Linked DNA regions of Homo sapiens: region 1 is linked to region 2. Evidence: read pairs that join two places in POLR2A ChIA-PET (ENCODE). Cell type or tissue: OCI-LY7. All regions are shown on one strand. Each heading gives the region's core, and the rest is flanking DNA. Links, peaks and the distances in the headings are about the cores only. Region 1 overlaps ZHX3 (zinc fingers and homeoboxes 3). Region 2 has its middle 32 kb from the start of CHD6.

Region 1 (2,919 bases), core at 235-2,734, 370 kb before region 2:
GCAGTGCTGAACAAAGAAATAGGTTTAAAGCTCTACTCCACAATTATCGATAAAATACACATTAGGTGAAGTGCAATTGCTAATAAGAATTATTGAAAGAAAAAAGATATAATGTAGAAAATTAATGAAAAACTTTGAAAAATAGCTGGGAGTAGGAAAGAGTAGCAGACATAAAATCTTTCTTACTTGCGGAAGAACCATAGATGGTAATTAAATTTTGATGCTTACAGAGAAAGTTAGGTTCAAATAAAAGGATGACTTCCTCCAGGAACTGGAAGGATGGTGGTGAATGGAGGCGAGCACAACATGAGGTTAATTAGTCCACAGCCATGTCACATATCACCTTGCAAACAGTGATGGGTGTTTAAACATTTTATCCTAAGTGCAATGGGAAGCCATTTAAAAGTTTTAAGCAGGGGAGTAACATAATTGACTTATGTTTCCAAAAAGATCACTTTGGCTGAAATGTAGAGTGGATGGGAGTGAGTAGCAGCTGAGAGAGAAGGCAGAAGGCTATTGCAGAAGTCCTGGGCTATGATGACAGTGGCCCACATTAGGGTGCTGGCAGGGAAGATGGATTCCCTATGTGTTACAGGTAGAATCGGTAGTCCTTCTTGTGGATTGGGCATGAGGGACAGAGTTGTTAGGATGACTCCCAGGTTCCTGACTTTAACAACTAAGTCCATGAAGATGTCATTTACCCCAAGATGAAGAAGACCAGAAAATAAATATATCAGCAAGCTGTCAAAAAAATATTAAGTACCCTTTCAGTGCTTGAGCTCGAGACTAATTTTTCATTTAAATTCTAGATCCTGTGGTATGCTGCAAATGCCAAAGGCAATCACTTAACTTCTCATCTTCTCTACCAAGTAACAATCTTCCTCAACCACATATTTTTATGCGTATTTAACACTGGAGAAGTAATGTCTTAGAGGTCCATTAGACACAATTCATCTTTTTTTTTTTTTTTTTTTGCGAAGTCTAGCTTTGTCACCAGGCTGGAGAACAGCGGCGCTATCTTGGCTCACTGCAACATTCGCCTCCAGGGTTCAAGCGACTCTCCTGCCTCAGCCTCCTGAGTAGTTGGGATTACAGGCATGCCCCATTACACCTGGCTAATTTTTTGTAATTTTAGTAGAGACAGGGTTTCACCATGTTGGGCGGGCTGTTCTCGAACTCCTGACCTTGTGATCTATCCATCTCGGCCTCCCAAAGTGCTGGGATTACAGGCGTAAGCCACCGCACCCAGCCCACGATTCATCTTTCGATGCCTCTAATGAAGTCCACCTTTAAATGGTGGCCAAATATCAAGTCTAAAACCCAGGTACGTTGCATGAAATTGAACTGGGCAAACAAGGAATCTAATAAAATACATGACATCTCATGTCTGTTTCTAACATTTCCTAAAGATAATTATTTTGATCAGCTAGAGACTGGTACACGTAATAACACTAAAAATTCACTGCATAACCAAAGGCTTTCACAACTCTTTATTGTTTTATTTATTTATTCATTTTTTGGAGACAGGGTCTTGCTCTGTCGCCCAGGCTGGAGTGCAGTGGCATGATCTTGGCTCACTGCAACCTCCGTCTCCTGGGTTCAAGCCATTCTTATGCCTCAGCCTCCCAAGTAGCTGACATTACAGGCATACCCCACCATGCCCAGCTAATTTTGTATTTTTAGTAGAAACAGGGTTTTTGTTATGTTGCCCAGGCTGGTCTTGAACTCCTGAGCTCAGGTGATACACTCGCCTTGGCCTTCCAAAGTACTAGTATTACAGGTGTGAGCCACCATGCCCGGCCTCAAAACTCTTTAGACATCGCCATCAGGGTGCATGTGTGTGTGCATTCACATGCCAGTGATTTTCTATACCCTGGAAATGAGAGCCCTCTCCTCCACATCTGTCCAGCTGTGGTAGAGCTTCCCAAAGTCCATAATGCAGGGTTTCAGCTCTCCACTAACTATGCAGTTGAATGACTTCCTATAAAAACAAGGTCACACACCACTAAGGGCAAAAGCAAATGCATCTCCTGGGGAGACAGTCACTGAACATTAACATCACTTTTATCGGGCCAGGTGTGGTAGCTCACGCCTGTAATCCCAGCACTTTAGAAGGCTGAGGCGGGCAGATCACGAGGTCAGGAGATCGAGACCATCCTGGCTAACACAGTGAAACCCTGTCTCTACTAAAAATACAAAAAATTAGCCAGGCATGGTGGCATGCGCCTGTATCCCAGCTACTCAGGAGGCTGAGGCAGTAGAATGATGTGAACCTGGGAGGCGGAGCTTGCAGTGAGCCGAGATCGCACCACTGCACTCCAGCCTGGGCGACAGAACGAGTCTCCATCTAAAAAAAAAAAAAATCACTTTTATCTATGGTCACTGTGAGTCAAAGACAAACATGAGGATCACACTCTCCAGTCTCCAACCTAGACTGTCCAGAACCCAGCTCCTCTTAGGAACAGTAATGGATAATTACTTTCAAAAGGTCTTGAGTGGAGAGAAGATGAGGAGAGAAGAGAAAACCTTTTTACTCTCTGTACTTCTGTATCTTTTGGAGGGTACAAGTATTAATATATATGCATTGTGTATTATTTATGTAATTTTAAAAAAGAAAAAAGGAAAGGCTATTAAACAAAAATGTCTTTTTCTCAAACCTTTGTGATAGAATGAGTTAGCGTCCCCAGAGTAATGAGAAAATTGCACTTGCTTCATAATGTTTCAATTACCAAATAAGGAACGCCTATTACCTAATTACTTAAGAAGGAATACAGCTGTTTACCAAATAAATGCATTTATAAACATTTGGGTACTTACAAGGTGCCAAGCAGCATGCTATCCTAGACTCTCTCCTCTTCTCAGGCCACTCACTTTCCTTGCTGATCTTCTATTCTCCAATTGCTTCAAGTCCCATCTTAC
Region 2 (2,919 bases), core at 99-2,598:
GGGAATGAAGAAATGGCCCAAGGCAAGTAGAATAATCTTCCTCTACAGCCAAGAAACTAGCCAAGAACCCAAATGGTGGTTAATCTAAGGATCCAGTGGCTATACCTTGAGACACTGGCTGGGGCCCAGATGATCCATGTGGACTTGCTTCCACTTTTGTGCCAAAGACAGCTCTGCCTGCCCCCAAGTAACTTGGGACCCAACAGGACTAAACCAGTCAATTCTGGGGATGGATGAGATGGGGATGCAGTGGGGGGGACAGATCCTCAGACAGGAGGCCAAAGCGTAGGACAGGGATAGAACCTACTCACTTTGTTCTTAGGGTATGTTAGAGGATAACATTTGTTTGTACTCAGAGCTCTTTAGCAAAGAGTTATTTAACATGCGATGTCATTGTCCCTGAAAGCCACACTCAAGAAGCACCCAAGGGCCCTGGTCAATAAAAAAAAATCTTATCTTCACTCTCTATGGTGGAATTGTTGGGCGAAAGCAATGACAGCATGAAAGGGATTACGAATGTTTTACTGGGATCAAGTGGGTATCAGCTGTGCCCACACATGGGGGTATGGCATGTCTGGGTATGTCTGTATTGAGCTTGCCAACCAGACATCAGTTTGCATAAGGGCTTCTTGGGAGAAAACTCACCCTTAACCAAAAGGAAACCAGAGAACAAGCTAACCTAGTAAATGGGGCCCTCGTCTTGGGCAATTCTAGTTCAAAGAGGAGACTTCCATTCAGATTTGTGTTCAGTAGGCACATGTCTGAATCTTAAGGTGGTGGTGGAGGAGGGAGACAGAGAGGGGAGACACACACACACACACACACACAGAGAGAGACAGAGAGAGAGAGAGAGAGAGAAAGGGGAGGGATATAATAAATTCTGAAATTTGAAAAATGAAAACATGCTATAAGTGGGAAAATTGGAAGAGTTGCCACACTAGATACTTGGTCAAGCCCTGCCTTCAAGCAGTTCAGCTGTGGATCTGTCATTGATTCTCAAGGCCTGGCATCTTGTGTATCTCAGCATTTTTGGCAGTGTCTGGAAGAAGAGAGCATAACTGAGCAGATGCAGCTGTGCTCACTGGAGCGTGGGTGGAGCCAAAGAAGAATATACCTGCAAAGCTTTCAGGATCACCTCCCAGGCTTGTAAATACGTGGGCCCCTGAATTATCTGTTGTGAGGCTGTTATCTAGAAGCAGGGGTTTGGGGTTTGAAGCTAGGGTCGAGAACCATCAGAATACAAAGTACTGGAGAAAGAACATTCCAGGCAGAGGGAATGGCAGGGCATGGAGATCTTAATAGCCTGAATACGTCTTGTAGTACAGGCCCAGTTACTCTCATTTGAAAAATGTCTAGCCATCTTCATCTCGGTGGTGAATCTGCAGTGGAACTACCTTGGCTGGTACTTGCATCCATGTTAAAGAAGCCCAGTTTTTTAAAGGCTGAGTATGTGGTTCAACCTGGGGGCCGGCTGGCCTCTCTCCCTCCTTCTGAATGCTTCCCTTCCTTCCTTTGTCTGTGTCCCTTTCTCTTTCCCTCATCAGTCCTTTTCTTCTGTAAGACCAGTGCTTTGCAGTAGCTACCTTCAGGAAAGCTGATGGTTCATGCCTTCCAGGAGAGAAAGTTCACAAATTGCAACATGGTTTTGTTTTTGTTTTTTGTTTTAAAGCTGAGCAGCAGGATCACAGAACCTGCAGGTTTGCTGTCTGCTCAGCAGGACAAAGAGAGCAGAGAGAGGAACATGAAAACCAAGCGGACCAGAAGAAAGGAAAACATGAAGGAGGCTCATTTAAAGGGGGAGGAGACTTTGCTTAAGATGCTGGCTTGGGGGAGGGTGACTGCACCAAACATGTGCTGTTTCCAGGGTCCAGATGGTGTCATTTGCCCTGCAAAACAAGTAATAGACAACATGATTTTGATGCTCAGAAATAAATCTGTGAGTAAGTCATTTGGGGGAAATGATGCCCATGGCTGTTATACTCACAACAGAAGAGATTCAACTACATTTGAAAACAACTGCCCTGCCTTGCTGGCCTCTAGTTCATTTAAATGCTGTATTTACATTGTTACCAGCTGTATTTGCACAGCTAGAACTTCCACCTGCTTGATAATTTACTTAAGGTACATATTGTATTTACATGATATAGACCAGAGTAGGGAAACTGGTCATACCTGTTTGGGGCTGGAAAGAGCAGCAGCTCATCTGAAATTTTCATCTTGGCAGACCCACTGCCTTTGCTATAGGTGCTGGCACATAGTAAATACTGTATAATAATAATAATAATAATAATAATAATAATAATAATAATAATAGTTAACTCTCATGGAATGCTTTAAGGTATGGAGAGTTTCTATAACTTACCCACAGTTAAACAGCTATTCATGTACTAAAGCCAGCATCTGAACCCAGGCTGGATCTGGATGTTTTAGTACTGGTTGTTCTTCAGCATAAAGACCCCTGCTTCAAGATGGCAGATTGAACAAGTGCAATTGATTACTAACCCTCTCTTCCAAAACCCTACAAAAACAACACTGCAAGAAATTGTAAAATGTTTAAATGTACGAAGATAAAGAGTGTGGGAGAGCAGACATATCCCTATCCCTAAGCAGCAATACAATTTTAGAAGCTGGAAAGCACATGAATGAATGGTGGCTGACTTCGCAGACCCAGAAAGCTGAATCCTAAACTGGCAGTGAGAAAAGCCAAGAAACAGCAACCTGATTTCATGGCAGAAACTCCCCAAGGCTCAGGAATTAGTGGCACCAGATGGGGCTGAAACAGGAAGATTGGTTCAAAGTCTGATATGCAGATTCCTAGATCCTTTCTTCAACCCCAGCAGAAGATTGCATGTTTATTTTCTTGTGGAGGTAAAAGAGGGCTTCTGAATCGGGGGTGCCAGGTACAATTGAGGGCTGGGA

The links. Peaks named below come from ENCODE experiments on the same cell type or tissue, not always from the same donor. Only the 100,000 strongest peaks of a DNase experiment are listed, where the experiment ranks them.
Region 1: POLR2A ChIA-PET joins it to region 2 with 5 read pairs; 2 of 35 experiments call an interaction of 5 or more read pairs at or near these places.

The regions. Positions count from the first base shown.
Region 1 is chr20:41,281,407-41,284,325 of GRCh38, forward strand. All of the region lies in intron 1 of ZHX3 (zinc fingers and homeoboxes 3), which reads right to left. Among named protein-coding and RNA genes, the nearest start is that of ZHX3, 35 kb to the right of the region's middle. In OCI-LY7, for the core only: no CTCF peak of the experiment used is centred there; no DNase peak of the experiment used is centred there.
Region 2 is chr20:41,648,623-41,651,541 of GRCh38, forward strand. No RefSeq gene overlaps it. Among named protein-coding and RNA genes, the nearest start is that of CHD6, 32 kb to the left of the region's middle. RefSeq lists an enhancer at 1,426-1,943. In OCI-LY7, for the core only: no CTCF peak of the experiment used is centred there; DNase peaks (open chromatin) are centred at 1,069 and 1,819; H3K27ac peaks cover 599 bases.